Regions from separate parts of the Homo sapiens genome. Here region 2 is linked to region 1. The links are chromatin loops, found by intact Hi-C in ENCODE. Cell type or tissue: psoas muscle. All regions are shown on one strand. Each heading gives the region's core, and the rest is flanking DNA. Links, peaks and the distances in the headings are about the cores only. Region 1 holds the start of CRYZL2P-SEC16B (CRYZL2P-SEC16B readthrough). Region 2 overlaps RASAL2 (RAS protein activator like 2).

Region 1 (10,261 bases), core at 3,022-5,521:
AGGAATCAGTCAGAGAGCCTTGGGCCAGAGTTCCAGGGGCTCTGGGAGTGGCTGCCGGGTAAGTTGGACAGTCCAATTTCCAGTGGGGTCCCGCACAGATGGGACATGGCATAGGAGGAATCCCAGGCTGCAGGCATTCCTTGGCCCGGTGGCCAGATTTCTGGCACTTGAAGCAAGATCCTGGGGCAGGCAGTCCTGGAGGAATGCCTGGCCGCCGCAGTTTAGGCATTTGGAGTTCTTGTGTGCTGGAGATGTGGCTGGGGTTTGTCTCACGGTGGAGGCAAAGAATTGCAACTCAGAAATACGTTGCTACTTGGCTGCCTCTACTCTATTATTGTACACCTTGAAGGTGAGGTTAATTAGGTCCCGTTGTGGGGTTTGAGGGCCAGAATCTAATTTTTGGAGCTTTTTCTAATGTCGCCAGTGGATTGGGTAATAAAATGCATATTGAGAATAAGACGGCCTTCTGGCCCTTCTGGGTCTAGGGCAGTAAACCGTCTAAGGGTTGTTGCCAAACGGGCCATGAACTGGGTTGAGTTTTTATATTTGATGAAAAAGAGCCTAAACCCTGATTTGGGAGAGGTCGGAAAAAGGAGCATTTACCTTGGCTATGCCTTCAGCTCCAGCCACCTCTTTAAGAGGAAATTGTTGGGCAGGTGGGGGAGGGCTAGTGGAGGAATGTAACTGTAAACTGGACCGGGTGTGAGGAGGGGAGGTGATAAAAGGATTATAGGATCGGGGAGCGGAGGCTGAGGAAGAATTGGGACCTGGCTCAGCCTGGTGAGGAGCAGCCTGGGTAGGAGGGGAGAGGTTAGATGGGTCTGTAGAAAAGGAGCATTCAAAGGACTCAGAGCTTGGGGTGGAGACTGAAGGAACAGACCGCAGAGAAAGAAGAAAGATTTGGGATGAGTCGCATTGGGAGCAGAGACTAAGGAGGGACCAGTGTATGAAACAATGCCTGGATGTCAGGCACATCAGACCCATTTGCCCATTTTTCAACAAAAATCATCCAGGTCTTGTAAAATGGAGAAATCAAAAGTGTCATTTTCTAGCTATTTAGAACCATTATTGAGTTTGTATTGGGGCCAAGCGGTGTTGCAGAAGAAAATAAGACGCTTAGGTTTTAGGTCAGGCGAGAGTTGAAGAGGTTTTAAGTTTTTGAGAACACAGGCTAAGGGAGAAGATGGGGGAATGGAGGGTGGAAGGTTGCCCATAGTAATGGAGGTAAGTTTAAAGAGAAAGGTAGAGACATGGAGAAGGGAGTAGGTGAGCAGCCAAAGCAGGTGTCCCCGCAATTGACTTGCCACCAAAGGAATGTGGGTGAATGACCAAGGCAGGCGTCCCCGCGGTGATCAGACACCAATGGAGTGTGAGTGAATAATCAGGCAGGCGTCCCCGCAGTGATTAAACACCAAGGGAAGACTGTCTTCCCAAGTCCGTGACTGGCGCTGGAGTCTACAGATAAAATGTGTTTCCTTTGTCTCTACTAGAGAGGAAAAAGAACTGGAGTTGGAAGGACTGGGAGATTGAAGGGTAGCGAGAGAGGGAGATTGAAGGGTAGCAAGAGAGGCTGGAGAAGAGAGTGAAAAGACCGCTTACCCAATTTGAAATTCATGAGATGTTCCTTGGGCTGGTTGGTCTGAGGACCCGAGGTTGCAGGTGGATCTCCTCAAGGAGTGAGGGCGAGGACAGGGGAAGGGGACTGGTCTCCCGAAGGAGTCCTCCTGTCCCGGGTTTCAGCACCCAATGTCATGCACGTCCATGTGAGGAGACCACCAAATAGGCTTTGTGTGAGCAACAAGGCTGTTTATTTCACCTGGGTGCAGGCGGGCTAAGTCCGAAAAGAGAGTCAGCAAAGGGTGGTGGGATTATCATTAGTTCTTATAGGTTTTGGGGTAGGCGGTGGAGTTAGGAGCAATGTTTTGCGGGCAGGGGGTGGATCTCACAAAGTACATTCTCAAGGGTGGGGAGAATTACAAAGAACCTTCTTAAGGGTGGGGGAGATCACAAAGTACATTGATCAGTTAGGGTGGGGCAGAAACAAATCACAATGGTGGAATGTCATCAGTTAAGGCTATTTTCACTTCTTTTGTGAATCTTCAGTTGCTTCAGGCCATCTGAATGTATATGTGCAGGTCACAGGGGATATGATGGCTTAGCTTGGGCTCAGAGGCCTGACAATTATCTTGCCCAGGCTGTGAGCTCCTGGCCTCAAGCGATCCACCTCCCTCGGCCTCTCAAAGTGCTGAGATTACAGGTGTGAGCCACTGCACCCAGTTGCTCACTGTTATTTGGCAACCAGAATGTTCACTTTGATGATAACATTAGTATTTCTCCATTATTCCTGGTTTGATTTTATATGTCTAATGATTAACAGTTCACAAAGTGCTTTATTGTCTCATTGGAAACACAAGTTTTTTCAACTTCTCAGCTTCTAGTCATTGTTCTAGTCTTCCTCTTGTGGGAAGGGGGAGAGGACTAAAATGACTTCTCAAATTCCTTGTGAGTGCTATTAAAATAACAGTAAGCTCTGTTGTATATCCAAGGTGAGGACCTTGCTCTTGTACTCCTTTTCCCCAGAGCCTTTAGGCTATAATCTCAGAAGTTCATTCCTACTTCATTTTTGCTCTCCATTTTCCCTTTATTCCATTCCTGATCATGCCTTCCAGGTCATGCTCTATCTGGGAATTCTGTTTCTGTCAAAAAATAGAAGGAATTTAGAACTTAGGGATTATTCTGCCCGATGTGTTCATTTTACAGAGGAGTTCACTGAGACAGAGAGCCAAGAAATGTCAATGTTAAACCCGCAAATAAGTGGGAGAGCTGGGCTTGAACCTGAGACTACTCTTCTGCCAGATGTCTTTTAAAGACATCAGGCTGTCTTTAAAAGTTACCTGTCAAACGAAATATTCTCTCCAACATAATGTGTGCTTCTCTTATATAGCTAGCCTATAAATATTTGGTTACTGTTGCAATAGAGATCTACCCAATTTTATAATATTTCACAGATTATATTGTATATTTTCAATTCTTCCAGAGTGTGCTTATTCGCCTAGTGTGAATGGTCTGTGTTGGTCTTCGAGTCAACAATCATTTATTGAGCATCTACTATGTGCCAAGCATAATACTGGCATTGGGGACATGAGAACCAATGCTCTTCCACTCTCCCCGTGGTGGGTTTTGGTCTGATTTTAACTGGAAGTATTATTTGGATTTGTGTAGGCTCATTCAACATTGGATCATTAGTAACTCTTTGGATTTAGTGTAAATGGTCCTGCAAATGTGAGAAAATTAGTAACAAGAATTGAACTCTAACAAGGTGTTCAAATGCTGACTTTAAAGCCTTCACCTAGGCAGGTGTGGTGGCTCACACTTGTAATCCTAGCACTTTGGAAGGCTGAGGCGGGCAGGGCGCTTGAGGCCAGGAGTTCGAGACCAGCCTGGGCAAAATGATGAAACCCGTCTTTAAAAAAATACAAAAATTAGCCAGATATGGTGGCGCACAACTATAGTACCAGCTACATGGGAGGCTGAGGCGGGAGGATGGTTTGACCCTAAGTGGCGGAGGTTGCAGTGAGCCGAAATAGTGCCACTACACTCCAGCCTGGGTGACAGAGAAGGACACTGTCTCAAAAATAAATACATAAATAAAGCCTTTACCTGTGCATTTAGGATTTTTTGCACTGGCAGAGGACCCAATAACCTTTATCTATGTATCATCTGTCTGTCTGTCTATCTATCTAATCGATAGAGAAGGTCTCACTCTGTCACTCAGGGTGGTGCGATCATAGTTCACCGCAGCCTCCAACTCCTGCACTCAAGCGACCCTCCCGCCTCAGCCTCCTGAGTAGCTGAGACCACAGACACTGGCCACCACCCGCCTTGGCCTCCAAAAGTGCTGGGATTACAGGCGTTAACCACCCAGCCAAGAACCACTATTTAAATGTCGCCAAGTGTGGTTTAAAAAGTTTCCCAATTTTGAGGGGGGCAAGGGTTGAAAAACTATTAGGTACTATGTTCAGCACCGAAGTGACGAGATGATTCGTACCCTGAACCTTAGCATCACACAATATACCCAGGTCACATCTGCACATGTAGCCCCTGAATCTAAAATAAAAGTTGAAACTACAAAAAAAAAAAGTCTCCCAAATTTGTTATAAAAATGCCAAAGAAGGTTAATCTCGGGTAATCGAATTCCGTTTCCTGGTGTTTTCCTTTATTCTTTTTTTCTTCCAGCCGGCTCCACCTCCAGAGAGGCCCAACAGGGAGCTCGCGCGGTCGTTTGGTCTCGGCGGCCGTAGAAGCCGGGCGCACTGGACCGGAGCTGCCCCGCCGGGGTTGGGTCGTGGCTGCCAGGGCGCGTCGCCAGGAGGCCTCGCGGGCCGCCCTTCCGCTCTCCCGGGGCTGGGCGGCGCTGTCCGGCTCTTCCTGCCGCGCTCTGGCCACTCCCCCTCGCCCCTCGCTGGGCTTGGCCTTGGCGGCCGTGCTCTGCAGGCAGTGCCTCCCTCGGGCGTGGGTCTGCAGGTGCAACCCCGACTCCTCCCTGAGCCCCGCAAGGCAGTCCCAGGGTGCTCCCGGCGGGGCTGCCCGACTGACCCTTCCCTTGTTTTGTGTTGCAGGAGAGCCGGACAGGGCAGCGGCCGGCACTACCGCGCTGCGATTTGCGCAGAGCTGAAGAAGCCCCTGACCATTGAAGAGGTGGCCCCCGCCCCGTCGGGCCTCACGAGGTAGGGGGCTGGCTTATCCCCTTCTACCCTCCCCTTCTCCCCGCCACCACACACTCCCCGCAGGCTTCCTTCTTGAATCAAGTTCCCAGTTCTGAAGCGAGGGGGCGACCGAGAGAGTGGAGGGCAACTTCGTCCTGGGATAGCTAGGGGGCTGAAGCCCTTTCCAAGGTCTAAAGTGCTAAAGGAAGATTGTTCCCCCAAAACACGCCTATAGGCCTCTTTCTCAATGCTCAGAGCTGTTGCCTTAGAAACAGAGAATTCTGATTTGCACACGACTTTGTATGTGCAAGTTATTGGTTTAACACAGGTACATGGACCTCATCCTTTGCTTCCTTCCACCTCAGTGCCGGAATCGAATTATTCGGCCTCTGCCTCCCTGAAACCAGCCCGGTAACCTCCGTGTTTCCATGTGAACATACGCCTCTGGTATATTGCAGACATTTGGGATGGGGTTCGTTTAGGGATGTGGGCAGCTGGTCCACTGAAATGTGGACATCATTTTGGCCTTGCCTATTGACCACTCTAGTAACACAGTGTCATCTGGTGTGGAGATGAGAACCTCAGACAGCGTGAAGCAGATAGTGGGCCTCAGTGTTGGAGACCTTCAGGGAGAGGGAGAAAGGCAGCCATAGCCCTGAAGTGTTACCAGCATGGAGCCTGTTAACTAACATGGCTAACACGGATTATTTGAATGAGCACATGATGGCAGCCAATCTACTTCCTGGGATTCACATGCTGAACGACATTCATCCTCAAATCATCCTTAAATCTAGGTGGAGTGGCTGGAGAACACATGTGTGCCCTGTGCATGCCTGTCAATAACTGATGTGTCCTGCATGGAATGTGTCCAGGCTGAGGGCTAGGCTCCTTTGTTCTGTTATTTGTCCTAGACATTGCATTGTAAGGAATTAGCCCATGAGAGCTGTGACTATGTTTGTTTTACTCACTACTAAATCCCTTAAGTCTAAAATGGTTCCTGGCATGTGGCAGAGGCTTAAAAAATTGTTGAATGAATGAATTTTGTAGATAAAAATTTCTTCTCACCAATATGGCCACCTCTGTACAAACAAATCAATATCATCCCTTTGGTGTCTCAGCTTTCATTTCTTCCAGTAATTCCAACCCCTGTTGGGATGTGTTGGTTTATGACAGTGGTTGTCTAGCACAGCGGTCCGCAACCTTTTTGGCACCAGTTCTGTGGAAGACAGTTTTTCCATGGACTGATGGGGGTTGGAGGGGATGGTTTTGGAATGAAACTGTTCCACCGCAGATCCTCAGGCATTAGATTCTCATAAGGAGTGCGCAACCTGGATCCCTTGCCTGTGTAGTTCACAATACGGTTCGCACTTCTGTGAGAATCTGATGCCGCCACTGATCTGACGGGAGGCAGAGCTGGGCGGTATGCTTGCTTTGTCTGCTCACCTCTTGCTGTGCAGCTGGATTCCTGACAGCATACCGGTCTGTGGCCCCGGGGTTGGGAACCCCTGGTCTTGAGGCTTGTTAAAACAGAACGCTAGGCTTTGTCTTCAGAGCTTCTGATTCAGTAGGTCTGGGATGGGGCTTGATAATTTGAATTTCTTTTCTTTTTTTTTTTTTTTTTTGAGATAGGGTCTCACTCTGTCACTCAGGCTGGAGTGCAGTGGCATGATCATGGCTCACTGCAACCTTGACCTCCCAGGCTCAAGCAGTTCTCCCACCCCAGTCTCCCAAGTAGCTGAGACCACAGGCACATGCCACCATTCCTGGCTAATTTTTTAATTTTTATTTTTGTAGAGATGGTTGCCCAGGCTAGTCTCGAACTCCTGGGCTCAAGTGATTCTCCTGCTTTGGCCTCCTGAAGTGCTGGGATTACAGGCATGAGCCATTGTGCCTGGCCTGTGCCAGGTGATACTGATGCTGGTGGTCTGGGGCCACATTTTGAGAACCGTGGGCTTACAAGGCCTAGAGAAACTACTGGCTACACTGCTGTAGGTCTGCCTCAGCTATGGCACTATCACAAAACATAGAGGCTGGGGATCTGGGACTAGGGTAAAGGATTCCAGATTCCCCAAAGAGCTGATCATTTTACCCTTCTGTTTAAAACTCATTAATGACTTCCCATTGTTCCTAGTATGAAAATTAAGATCTTCAGTAAGGAGGCCGGATGCAGTGGCTCACGCCTGTAATCCCAGCACTTTGGGAGGCTGAGGCAGGCGGATCACGAGGTCAGGAGTTCAAGACCAGCCTGGCTAATATGGTGAAACCCTGTCTCTACTAAAAATACAAAAAAAATTAGCTGGGTGTGGTGGTGCATGCCTGTAATCCCAGCTATTTGGGAGGCTGAGGCAGGAGAATTGCTTGAACCGGGGAGGCAGAGGTTGCAGTGAGCTGAGATCATGCCACTGCACTCCACCCTGGGCAACAGTGTGAGAGTCCGTCTTAAAAAAAAAAAAATCCTCAGTAAGGCTTCAAACTCTCTTGTGTCCCCACTGTAGTGTCTTTGTACACGCCATTGCTTTTGTCTGTGCCAAGGCTTTTGCCTCCTATTTTGAATAGTTAACTCTCAGTTGTTAGTTCAAAGTGTTGCTTACTTAGGAATGCTTTTCCTGACTTCCCTAAGTGGTCAAATCCTTCCATTATGTGCTTTCATAGCACCATATATTTTTTATCATTAATGCTTGGTACTGGAGTTATAACTTAATATATGTATCTTCATTATTATCTGGTTAATATCTGTTTTCCCTCCTATACTTTAGCTTCATGAAGGCAGAGGCCTTGCCCATGAGTGTGTGCCAGCTGTTACTTTAGTACCTGGCATGTTGTTGTCATTCAGTAACTATTTTGGTATGATTGAATAAACATTGTCTCCGTGGATGTGTACTGTTCTGCTTTGCTGCTCTATTTCTTTTGTAGGTCAGAGTTGATGTCCATTTCTGTGGAGTTAACTTTGGTGATATTTTGATCTGCCGTGATCAATATCAGGAAAGGCCCCATCTTCCCTTCACACCTGGTGAGTATAGGGAGACCAAGTGACTGCTTCAGGAAAAAAAGATACAGGGAGTTTTCAGAATCATGCCCCTGGGCTCAGGCAGTGCTCTGTTGGTGTCTGCCTGCCATCGGTGATGTTTCAGTTATATGTGTCCATCTCACTGTGTATTGGGATCACTGGATTGTGAGCCCCATGAGGGCAAAGTCTATGCCTGTCTTGATCAACATTATATCCCCCAGCTTAGCATTGTACGTGGCTCTTAGTAGGTGCTCAATAAATACTCTAAAAATGAAGAAATGAACAAATGAATTTTCACCAGAATTATCATTGGTCCTAGCCATTCATTCCCTTTCCTTGCTGGATATTGCCCCAGTTTTGTTTCTTCACTGAAGGATCACAGACATCTGTTTGCAGCTAAAACTTTCAGCCTCACAGACACATTCCCAATAAAACCTAATGCCAGGCCGGGCATGGTGGCTCACGCCTGTAATCCTAGCACTTTGTGAGGCTGAGGCGGGCGGATTGCCTGAGCCTAGGAGTTCAAGACCAGCCTGGGCAACAATGGTGAAACCCTGTCTCTACCAAAATACAAAAATTAGCCGGACGTGGCGGTGTGCGCCTGTAGTCCCAGCTACTCGGGAGGCTGAGGCAGGAAAATTGCTTGAACCTAGAAGGCGGAGGTTGCAGTGAGCCAAGATCATGCCACTGCACTCCAGCCTGGGCAACAGAGTGAGACTCCGTCTCAAAAACAAAACAAACAAACAAACAAACAAAACCTAATGCCAAAGGATCAGAGAGAAGAAGAGTGTGGATTTCTTAGCAGCCCTCTGCCTGATTTTTGTTCCCAGTCTACCCCTAGATCCTGCACATGTGGACAAGTGACTGATTTTTGTTGTTGAAATTTATTTAAAGGGATGTAAGTATAGCTTAGCATGTATATAGTACATGTACATTTTATACAGATATATATCATGAAAGATAGAGTGATTGCAAATAGTTACCGTGTTTTGTTTTCAGGGTGTTTGATTGTATCTCGACAGTTAGAACCATTTCCTTCTGTTTATATTTGCTGAAATACTGGTTGGGGGGAAGATGTCATACACAATTGAGTTATTCCCCTGGCAGCTCAAGTAGGAAACATCATCATTAATTCAGAAATTTCAGAGGTGAAAAAGGAAAGGGCAGACAGCACCAGTTCATCCAGTTGAGCCAAGTACTGTCTGAATAAACACAGTTCATGTCCTTGAGGGCCCTACAGGCCAGCAGAAGAGACTTGAAAACAGATAAATAAATAGGATGAACATTGTCACTGGGGTGCTATAGGAGGTCCCAGTGATTAGGGTCAAAAGTACCTGTGTACCTGTGATTCTCTGTGCTTTTGCACATTCTTGAAATTTTCATTTGTGTCATGGTAAGATTGAGACTGCTATAGCTTCCCAGGTTGTGATGGTGAAATCTTATGTTTACTTTCCTGTGCTTTGAGTATAACACCTTACCTCTCTACCTGCATATGGAGAGGAGGAGGGGCACCTAAATCCTCAGCTCCGAAAGCTGTTGGAATAGCCTGTCGATCAGTGTTTTCTCATCTCCATGGTGTTGTGTTTTACAGATAACCTAATCTTTAAACAATATGTTTTTAGGAATGGACTTTTCTGGGACAGTATTGGAGACAGGCACAGATGTCAGGACAGTTAAAGAGGTAAATTAATTGAAGTCTAGGGAATCAATGTATATGTAGCTATGAAAAATATGCTAACTTCATTTGTAGCCAAAGGGTCTTGCTTCTACTGGCTTTTGCCTGCAGACACCAAAGGGAAACCTAACTAGAAAGGTAAGAAACAAAATTCTTTCTGGGGAAAGGAAGTAATTGGAAGTTCCTGGCTTCATTAAACTTTTCATTATGAATAAAAGGCGGCACCTCAGTCTTTAACCAAGAGGACAGAGAATTTGATTCTCTTGTGAAATTAAGAGTGGGCTTCTAATTCAAATCAACCTTTCCCTTACTCTCTCTCTTCGTCTCAAATGTGCTCACTCAAATTGGCTTCACAGCCTGGTGGTGGTATTGAGAGAGTTATTATTTTATTTACTAAACAGTAACTCTGAATAATTAAGACCAACCTGTGTCTTATGGAGTCAGAGATGTGCATTTTTTTTTCTTTTTTGATTAATTCAGGAAAAGGAATGCAAGGTCATACATTTGCACATATCCTTAATGGTATGTTTCCTTTAGGGAGATAGAGTTATTGGCACAAGAAACTTTAATTGTATGGCTGAAGAATGCGTCACTGACCAGAAGGTATCTGTACCACTCAAGATTAATGGTTGAAGATGTTTTTTCTCCTTTGTTTTTCTTTAATTTCCACCTATCCCTCATTCCTGTCTTCCCCTCTCCCTCTTTTTCTTTGTATTTATTTGGTCATGTCTTGTTTCTCAGCTAAGCACTTCATTTTTTCAAATGTTAAACTCCTTCTCTTCATTAATGTGACAACACTTTGCACAGAGCTTTGTTTGCATTGAGTGTTTTAATGAAGAACAACATTTTGTTTTCTGAGTCCTTGAGCTGGCT
Region 2 (10,261 bases), core at 3,178-5,677, 240 kb before region 1:
GAATGTGAAGCACTAGTCCAGGAGAGTGGGACAGTAACTGAAGTGGGAAAATGTTTTGTGATTGCCAAGCAGCATTATGGGCTGATATGAGGTTTGCAGCCATTTGTTTAACACCAGGCAGCATGGTATGTGTAATTTTCTCCAGATACATTAAGCTGCATAGATACTGGGCAGACTAGATAAAGAGTAAGATTCACTTCAGCTATCACTTTGCCAAGTGTGTATGATGAAGCAAGGGAAGGGCAAGGAAACAGTATGCAAAGGAGTGATGAGAATGACTGACCATGGAACTCAGGGGAGAGAGAGGACATCAGAGGCTTTATAAAAGCCAGAAAAGGTGACAGGATCAATGGGTCCTAGGTCTCAGAAGGGTTGAAGGATTGCTGAAATAAGAAATGAGCTAGAAAGATAGAAGGTATTAGTCAAAGAGTAATATGCACACAATTGTGAATATGAAGGAGTTGTAGCAATAAGGTGGGATCCTTAGAGAGGAAAAAGTTCAAGGAACTGACAGCTAGTGTGTTACAAAAGAAAAATCTCTCTATGGATATCAGAATCGTAAAAAATTAAAACTGGAGTAGTCTTGGAGATAATAATGGCCCAGGGGATAGAATCAACAAAAAACGACGAGGAAGGTTAGAAGATGACTACAGGCCGGGCACGGTGGCCCACGCCTATAATCCCAGCACTTTGGGAGGCTGAGGCGGGTGGATCACCTGAGGTCAGGAGTTCGAGACCAGCCTGGCCAACATTGTGAAACCACATCTCTACTAAAAATACAAAAAATTAGCTGGGCATGGTGACAGATGCCTGTAATCCCAGCTACTCGGGAGGCTGAGGCAGGAGAATCACTTGAACTCAGGAGGCGGAGGTTGCAGTGAGCCGAGATGGCACCATTGCACTCCAGCTTGAGAAACAAGAGAGAGACTCCATCTCAAAAAAAAAGAAGATAACTATAATGTGAGACTCAAAGTTTGGACATTTTAGGGAAAACAGGGGAGAATAGACAGCAGCCATGAAAGAGGAAGACAGCTATCACAGACATTATGGTATGAGGAAAAACGGCCATCCACTGACAAAACTTAATGGAAGATAGTGTCTTCAGGGAAGATCTCAGTTCTTGTAAGACTAAGAAGTTAAGGGACCCCTTCAGAGAAAAGGTGGAAGAAACAGCTGGTTTTGCTGATGATGAACCTGGAATTGCAGTGGACACAGTGAAAGGGTTTCAAGAGGTGGAGAAGGACAAGTGGAAGACAGTGTCAGAAAAGAGAATACACAGAGCCATAGGGAGAGTACATACAGCGTGGTGGATGAGGGTTACCCAGGTGTTTAGGGTTACTCATGATGACTGGTATAAAAAGGGATAAAGGACATAAGATGTTGTTTTAGAAAATTATTTATCATGGACAGTTATATTATGAGACAAAAGGTGGCCCAAGCGCAGGTAACTCAATTGACTAATTTGCACCTTGGTTCTGGAAAAGGCATGCTTCCTGACTTTCTGCTATCTATACTTAAAGCTATTTCATCTCTTACAGTACTAAATTGAATAAAATGTAGGTAAGGGCAAAAAGATGGCAAATGATTTGTTTATATTACTCCTTACTAATAGCTCTGAGAAAAGACTGCTGACAGTACATTTGGTTAAAATGAAGATTTTGAATAGTTTGGATAATTAGAAATGTTCTATACTAATATTCACTTTACCAATTTTTATTATCTACTTAATATAAACACAGCAACATACACAACTTGTTCTAGAAAAGTCTGGCCTTTATTCAGTTATTTTAATAAAATTAAATTTAAGAATATTAAAATGCTGGAAAAGGGTTACAGGTAGGGAGATGATAACAAAAGTAAAAGATATTTTCAATGGCAAGAGAAAAAGAATGAGCAAGTTCTTCATGGAGGCATATTAACAAGCCTCTTGGAAGTAGCAATGCCGGCCGGGCGCGGTGGCTCATGCCTGTAATCCCAGCACTTTGGGAGGCCGAGGCGGGTGGATCATGAGGTCAGGAGATCGAGACCATCCTGGCTAACAAGGTGAAACCCCGTCTCTACTAAAAATACAAAAAATTAGCCGGGCGCGGTGGCGGGCGCCTGTAGTCCCAGCTACTCGGGAGGCTGAGGCAGGAGAATGGCGTGAACCCGGGAAGCGGAGCTTGCAGTGAGCCGAGATTGTGCCACTGCAGTCCACAGTCCGGCCTGGGTGACAGAGCGAGACTCCGTCTCAAAAAAAAAAAAAAAAAAAAAAAAAAAAGAAAGTAGCAATGCCTATTAAAATACAAGAAGAAACTGGAATTGTTTTATTGGTAGTATTGTTACCACATTAAAAAATGCTGAGAAAGAGAAGGGATAGGTAAGAGAAGGAACAGGGAAGGAAGGAGGAGCAAGAGAAGAGAAAGGGGAGGTAGGGATCCACAGAGGAGAATTAAGAAATGTGTTTCCTGTTGCTTCTTTTGAACTCACCTTTCTGGAAGGTGACTTACTGAATGGATATTCTACCTACATCTTTCTAGTTATTTATATAGTTTTGGCAATTAATCTTTCTCCTTCATTGAATCATATCTTCTCCTTCCCTTTCATTATTCCTCTTCTTTGTCAATATTATATTCACTTATTTTTTTATATGGTGGAAATTGGGAATTATGATGATTTTACAGAGTAGTTTTATCATACCAGATCAGAATATCAATTACCTGATTAATCACCAATAAGCAAATAAATGAGATAGCTGTGGAAGGATTTGTAAACTGTAACAGTTTGAGGAATAAAATAGTAATAGCATGTGATAAGTTTAAGAGTTTTTTAATTTAGAAGAACAGAAAGTACACCTAGAACTAGATGCCTGTCCTGGTTACATTCTGTCTACCTCGCCAGATCTATTCTACTCTCTGCCCTTCTTGACCTTGTTACATGTTTCAGGAAGCTGACCTCTACAGAATACATCAAAAAGCAATCTTTTTCTGCCTTCGAGTTAGATTTGGCCAGTAGGTGACACTGGCAAGAAATCAGAAGGCAGAAGAAAAGAGTTGGAGTGTTTATTCTGTCTTACTTCCTCCCTGCTGGCCATTTTTGTTTGGTATAGAGACTGTGTTCTTTTGTGCATAACCACAGCAACTGTCAAGCAGCATTCTCATGCAGCTACAGTTCTCTAGGTTCCAGAAACATCACTTTCTTCCCTTGCCTTGGAAGCCCAGGGTGATAACTGCTTTCTGCGACTGCTAGCTCGTGGGTGCTTCCTCATCCTTAGTTAGGTCCTTTATGCTGCCCACACATCTGCAAATAGTCCCTCCAATAAACCTCTTTCAATTAATCCAATTAATGACATTTGTTTTTGCTAGGAAGTACTGATGTAATTCCCAATGGCCCCTCGAGATCATTTGCAGGGCCAGGCCTATATAATCCAACCCCTTCCCATTCCAAACTCCTCAGTTTAACTCAGTATCTCTTCCATTGTTTCTTAGTGAAAATCCAGCCCTATCTTGTGAAACCCACTCCTTCATGAAGATAACATATCTTTATGACATTAGCAGCCTTTTAGACTTACCTATATCTTCATCAAGCCTTTATTTTTATAATCCAACTTTTCAAAATGCAAACAAAAACTAGGTAATTTCAGGAATTTACTCAGAAAAGGAAACTAACTTTCCTGAATAATATCCATCTCACCTCCTTCTCCTTGTTGAGCAATACCAACTGGCTGTCTGTGAGGATGCAATACTTCCGCTCCCACGTTGTTGTCTCGGTGTAGGGTGACTGACCACAAGACAGACGGTGGGTGGGTGGTCCTTTCACATCTGCATGAGAAAAGGGAAAAACAAAAGTGACAAATCATTATCTTGCTTAGTAAACCAGTATTTCAAATGTAAAATTCTTCCAAATCAAATAAAGAGGTGAGCCTAAACACGAATCTCAATGGTAAATTTAAAGCTTCCTCTTAAGAAAATGAAAACTATTATATACAGAATAAGGAAAAAATAGCCCTATGACCTTCAGAGAAGAGGGCTGAAACACTCTGGGAAGAACTGTTAGTGCAAACTTTACATAGTAATTACCACTGTATATAAACTATAATAATGAGAGGTTGCTTCAGAGCTTAACCAGTATCGTTTAAAATACAGAAGCAGAGTGACTCAGACACCTTCCCTAGTCTTTAGGAGAAAGATGATGTTACATGTACACTTTGAGAACACTGTTAACCCAGAACTCTGAGAGTAAATGTATCAGCAGACTAGGCCTTCCAAATGGCTTTACACTCACAGGAATTGACAATGTTTAAACAACAGCATCGTATTACCACTAGAGGCCAGCAAGATCTTAAAAACATGGAAAATAATTTTCTTAAGAAAATATCTAAATATATTACCATGATGTTTCTTAAAGGTGGAGGTACCCGATATTAAAGCAAAATGTCTCAGCAATTCCCAACTGTCTCATTTCCTTATAAAATACCAAGTGGTTACTAACATCTCTGTCATTTTCAATTTTTTTGATATAAAATGTTTACTCATTTGGGCTGCTGGAACTGGGCACATATTTTAATTTATAAGTACACATTAGCTCCATTAAGTAAAGCTTTTATGACAGTTCGATATATATTAAAAGTTCTTCAGGCATGAGGAACTAATTCTTCTCAGGAATATACTATAGAGACTACTTAACATGCATTATCATTACTTAGTTATTATGCTAAAGTAAAAACTCAAATTGAAAAGATTAGAAAACCAATACCCATGAGGGCAGGGGAGTTGTAAATCATAAAAAAGTACATTATATCTATTATATGAGTATTTTTCATTATCACTGCTTTCTGTAAAATTTTTGTCTTTTGTCACAGGATGATAGGTATATTACTGGCACTGGCTTGACTTCAAGGAAAGGCAAATAATTTCCTAGGTGTCTTACATTATAATTAACCAAATATGCATAATTATAGCTGGAGTTCTGTAGAACGTTAGCAACAAGTCAGTTGCTATATGTCTCTCTTCATAGAACTACGTAGGTCTCTGTTTATAAATCCCTTTATGTGTTCAATATTGTCTTCATTGTTTCTTCTGGTTTAACTTCCTGTCCTCTCTAAGGCTATCTAAACTGCGCTGCATGTTTGGGGGTTTATCAACTCCCCCCAAAGATAATTCAAGGTCCAAGAACCAACAGTGTTATTAGGGCTTGGTTAGACATGTTACTAATTCTTAGAAGTTCACTGTTTTGTCTTTTCTTCCCTTATTTTCTGTTTGTATCTCCTCCGCACTATGCACAGCATTACATGCTACATCTGTAGCATCTCCAATCTACACCAACCCTCTCTCCCCTACCCTCAACCCTCCCCTTGTAGTCTAAGCATCTTAAATTATTTTATGTTAGAACTGCATCTTTAGTTCTTCCAAAGTTTTCTTCTGACTTCAAAATCTCAAAATTATCACAAAAAAGCTCTAATGAAACTGACTCTTAATCCTTTTGTACATATATAGGATATTCTTGCCTACATTTAAAAGCCATGTCAAAACCAATTTTCTTCACATGATTTGGACAAAAATATGGGTTACAATTTTACCACACGTAGGCCTATTTTTAGAGTCAAATACCAAGACGACTTCAACAGAAAAAGATGCATCTACTTTATGTAGAAATATGAATAGTTTTGTGGTCTAAACAATTAGAAACTTTGACAAAATTAGACAATTTATGGTCATTCAAATAACTAGCTTTATTATATAAGTTAGCCATGGGTGACCTAAACTGCGTACTGTAAGCTTTACTGTAAATTAACTTTAGCAAGAAAACACTGATAAACCCTGTCCATAAAAATTTTAATACAGGATATTGATTAATAGCACAACCCAGGTTTCCTGACAAAATATAAATCTGTATCAACACTGAATTTAAGAAAATCTAAATTCTCTTTTCTGTGAGATCCTAATAAATTCTCTTAAAGCCTCACTGTCTAATATTCTCCCTTTGTCCAACCTAATCCTTTTCCTAATTTCTTCATGGTATTGTGAAAACAAGACAATGTCTCAAAAAAACATTCTGGAACCCCGAACCATCCCCCTCTAGTGCTAAAGATAAGAAGAAATAGAGAACAATGAAATAGAGAGCAATGCTTCTATATTAAAAAAAAATTATGTCTGTCTAAACAGAGGGATTTATTAGCCATCCTATAGATTTTACAGCTTCTTTTTCTAATGCCCATTTTTGGTCATTTTATGAGAATGTATACCAAGGGGGGAAAAAAAACAAGAAAAAAAGTGATAGTTTCTGTTCTTTTTAGCACTTCTCTATTATCTAAAAGGCATTTTAAGTAATAAAATTATGTTTTTTAAAATAACCTATATTTAACTTATATAGGTTATGTTATATCATGTTCTCATTTCCAGGGCTAAATGAAGGTTTAAAAGCAAGTAAGCAAGGCCTGTATACTGAGACTATACACGTTACCAGGACAAGCTCAGATTTTTGTCCCATTTCACCTTGCCAATCCTATCTTATTTTTTGCTCTAGTGACTTACTTTTAATTTCTGACTTCCAATTATTTTTAGTATCTAAAATTCACTAGAGAAAAGAATAACTAACTTAGAATCACACAGAAGAATCTTAATAGCAAAACTGAAAACAATTTTGGATTTGCTCTGTCCATTCCTAGGAGGATACTAAGGACAATGAATGCTGGCCTCATTACAAAAATTAAATTTTAGAAACATTAAAAAGAATCAGAGGTAAGTCAATGGATCTCTTTGTAAATACTTCTTTAAAACTGTATTATTCTGTAGACCAGCAATTCTCCACTTTCTTGACTGCAGGACTCCTTTAGGCTTTAAAATTACTGAGGACTTCAGTATATGGGTTATATCAATATGGGTTTATATGGGTTATATCAATATTTACCATGTTAGAAATTAAAACTGAGAAATTTAAAAAATATGAATTCATTTAACAATAACACTCCTACTGCATGTTAACATAGGTAACACATTTTTAATGAAATGTAACTGTTTTCAAAAAAAATTAAAAGAGCGACTCTTTTATATTTTTGCAAATCTCTTTAAAGTCTGGCTGAATAGAAGACAGCAAGGTTTTTATATCTGTTTCTACATTCAATCTATTGCTTTGTGTTCTTCTGGTTGATATACACAAAGAAAATCTGGACTCACAAATATGTAGTTGGAAAAGGAAAGAGTGGTTTAATAATATTTTCAAATAACTATGAATATTCTTCGTTAATACTATACCAAACCTGACAAGCAGTTGCTTTTCAAAAGTTAGTATACAATGTGTAATCTGAAACCAAATCAATGAACTTTTCGTATTCTGTTACATCAAAAACCACTGGTCCACCTTGTCCTTTGAGTGCATCTTTCACCCCATGTATGTGAGTTTATAAACATCATGCACCGATCAGTTAAAAAATATTGGTTCATTCAGATTTGCAGATATTCCAAATATTGACACCTTTCATTATATAATATCAAAAAAGTCACATTCATCAATCTTCAGAAAAGTTTTGATCTCATCAGAAAAGACTTCAAGTACTACTGGGAAGCTGCCAAGCTCAAAGTTGCAGATGCAAATTTTCTAACATTCTAATTTTTGCTTTTAGTCTTAAATTTTATCATTAGCAATAAATACTCTTGGTTGTTTCCCTGAAGTGATAAGTTTATGTCTTCCTTTTTTCAGAAAATGTCTGCCATATAACCAAGACTGAATAACCATAATTAGTCTTATAGTTCTACTATAAAAAATAGTTTTAAACTATCAGATCGGGGGGGTCCTGGAGATCTAGCATTCCACAGACCACATGCTAAAAACCACTGCTTAGAAAACAGAAAGTCAATGAGGTATTCTAAGAAAATATGGCAATACTAGTTTGTAACAAGATGAAGAAAGTGGGGGAAAGACCAGAGGTCTTAACAATGTATGGGAGACTGATGTAATGGCCTGGTTTAGGGATGGTCAGGGTCTGAAACAGATCAGTTATAGTGAAAATGGTAACAAACAGACCATGTGAGCCAGATTTTGAAATAGGAATCAACAGGACAGGTAACTTTCTAGTTGTTTGTGGTGGATGAATAACACAAAAGAGATGAGAGAATAAAAGAGTCACTAATAAAAATACAAATTGATAAAAGTTAATAAAGCAGGTTATGTAACTATAATATATAACAGGAAGTCCAATATAGATGGTTTTCAAAAAAGGAAGAAAGATAACCTAAAAGGGAAGCTTATTTGAAGTATTCAATGCAATCTATTATTTCCAAATAATTTCAAAACAGCATTCAAAATACTAAGTCATTTGGCCTGCCACTAAGTCTAAAAAGCAAACTTTGGGCTCCTTCAAATGCTAATATAAATTCAGTAACTGCAAATGCTAATATAAATTTAGAAACTACTTGGCAAGGAAACAACAACAATAACAATAGATCTCTCATGTGTTAACCCTTCCTTGTAATGGGAGAAAGGAGCATCATAGCATGATATATTACTTGACAAAAATGACAAACTGAATGATATGATAGAGCTGGAAATTTCAGTATAGGAACACACACACAGACACACTCCAACTTTTTTCTTAGAGGATAAGCAACTTATCTCTTCCATACTTAGGAAAAGTGCCTCAAAAATTTTATAGCAGGAGAGTAATTAAAGGGATCTGATAGAAAGCAGAAATAGGGATAAGGGAGAAAGGACAATAAGTCTATGGCCAAAATATGAAGAATGGGTAAGAAAAAATTGCTGTGAGAAATTTTATTTTTGTATCTTACGGCTCCTTAGAAGTTCATCTGAGTTGCTTTTGAATCACATCATTTACTAGTCTCATGTTTTTAAAAATTCTGACATGATATGTTAAATGCAATTGGTAAAATCATGAACCTATTGAGAGGAGAAAGAAGAAACTGGTCAGGCAGGCAGCTAGGGTGGGGCCTCAGTTGAATCCTTTCAAACAAAAGCCTGATTTTTCAGGCTATAGGCACAAATAAGGGAACTTAGACAAGGAAGCTTGCCTAAGACATGCTCACAGCCACACAGATAAGACAGGTTACAGAGATGACTTGCCCAGACATGGCCACAATGGAAAATTCCATCCCCTAACACATGTGCAGTAAGGGGAACAAAGCATTATGGAGTAACTCAAGCTAAGGGCCCACATGTACACTAGCAGGACGGGGTGGAGGTACCAGAAATTCACACCTTATGTAAATGAGACGCCCAGCCCTCATCAGTTTCGTATAAAAGCCTTTGCATTGAACTGTAAAAATGGCAACCCTCTTCTGGGCCCCCTCTCTGCGGCAGACAGCTTTCATTCTTTTGCTTATTAAACTTTTGCTCCAACCTCACCCTTTGTGACCATGCTCCTTAATTCTCTTGGTCATGAGACAAACAACTCTGGGTGATGTCTCACAATAACAGACACTACACTGTGTTGCATTGGTGAGACTGTAACACTATTAATATTTACTGCCTTCCAGAGAAAGCTTTATAAAGGGATTCTACAGAGAGAATCTTCCCAGTTAATACAAACTCTAATGTTTCATTCAGTCTCAGGGGCCTTTCATCTATCTTAGTGCCAACCTAAAAAAAGAAATAACAACAGCATAGTTTTGGGAAATCTATCTGAATAGGGAAGGTCTTAATACACTAAAAGAGAAACATATTCCCAACAGATAATTGGTGTAAACTGCAGAAGTCTGAACTGTTGTGGAAGGATAGATCTGTATTTTCCTGTATCTATACATACATTTTCATTTCCACACCACAGCTAACCTGGCTTAGAAATGGCAAATTCTTCGCAACTCTGAAATTTCAATGACCAGATTTGTTTTGGCTTTGAACCCAAAGTCAAAAAGTATTACTTCATAAAAGCTAAGAATTAAAGTGATCACTTTATTACAGAAGCAAAAACATCTGGCCAGGAACGGTGGCTCACGCCTATAATCCCAGCACTTTGGGAGGCCAAGGTGGGTGGATCACTTGAACTCAGAAGTTTGAGGCTAGCCTGGTCAACACAGTGAGACCTCATCTCTACAAAAAATACAAAAATCAGCCAGGCATGGTGGTGCGTGCCTGTAGTCCCAGCTACTTGGGAAGCTGAGGTGGGAGGATTGCATTTTTTCTTTTCATCAACATGTTCACAACAGTTTTAACAGGCATTCATGTTTAATATCATATTAATAGGCCAATTAACAAGTTTTTGGTTTTTTTTTTTTTTTTTTTTTTTGAGAGGGAATCTCACTCTGTCGCCCAGGCTGGAGTGCAGTGGCGC

What was found. A loop is a pair of places that touch in the nucleus more often than their neighbours do. Peaks named below come from ENCODE experiments on the same cell type or tissue, not always from the same donor. Only the 100,000 strongest peaks of a DNase experiment are listed, where the experiment ranks them.
Region 2: a loop joins it to region 1, with 4 times the contacts of the local background. A loop is called at or near these places in 70 of 110 quality-filtered maps.

What each region holds. Positions count from the first base shown.
Region 1 is chr1:178,032,160-178,042,420 of GRCh38, reverse strand. CRYZL2P-SEC16B (CRYZL2P-SEC16B readthrough) reads left to right here and starts at 4,445. Exons shown (of 32, transcript NM_001356506.2): 1 at 4,445-4,524; 2 at 4,620-4,727; 3 at 7,620-7,716; 4 at 9,336-9,394; 5 at 9,926-9,991. It also overlaps the pseudogene CRYZL2P. In psoas muscle, for the core only: no CTCF peak of the experiment used is centred there; a DNase peak (open chromatin) is centred at 4,390; H3K4me3 peaks cover 1,708 bases; H3K27ac peaks cover 1,797 bases.
Region 2 is chr1:178,277,103-178,287,363 of GRCh38, reverse strand. RASAL2 (RAS protein activator like 2) reads right to left here. Exons shown (of 18, transcript NM_170692.4): 2 at 3,673-3,800. Among named protein-coding and RNA genes, the nearest start is that of RASAL2, 190 kb to the right of the region's middle. RefSeq lists an enhancer at 2,611-3,418. In psoas muscle, for the core only: a CTCF peak has its summit at 4,314 (motif pointing right); no DNase peak of the experiment used is centred there.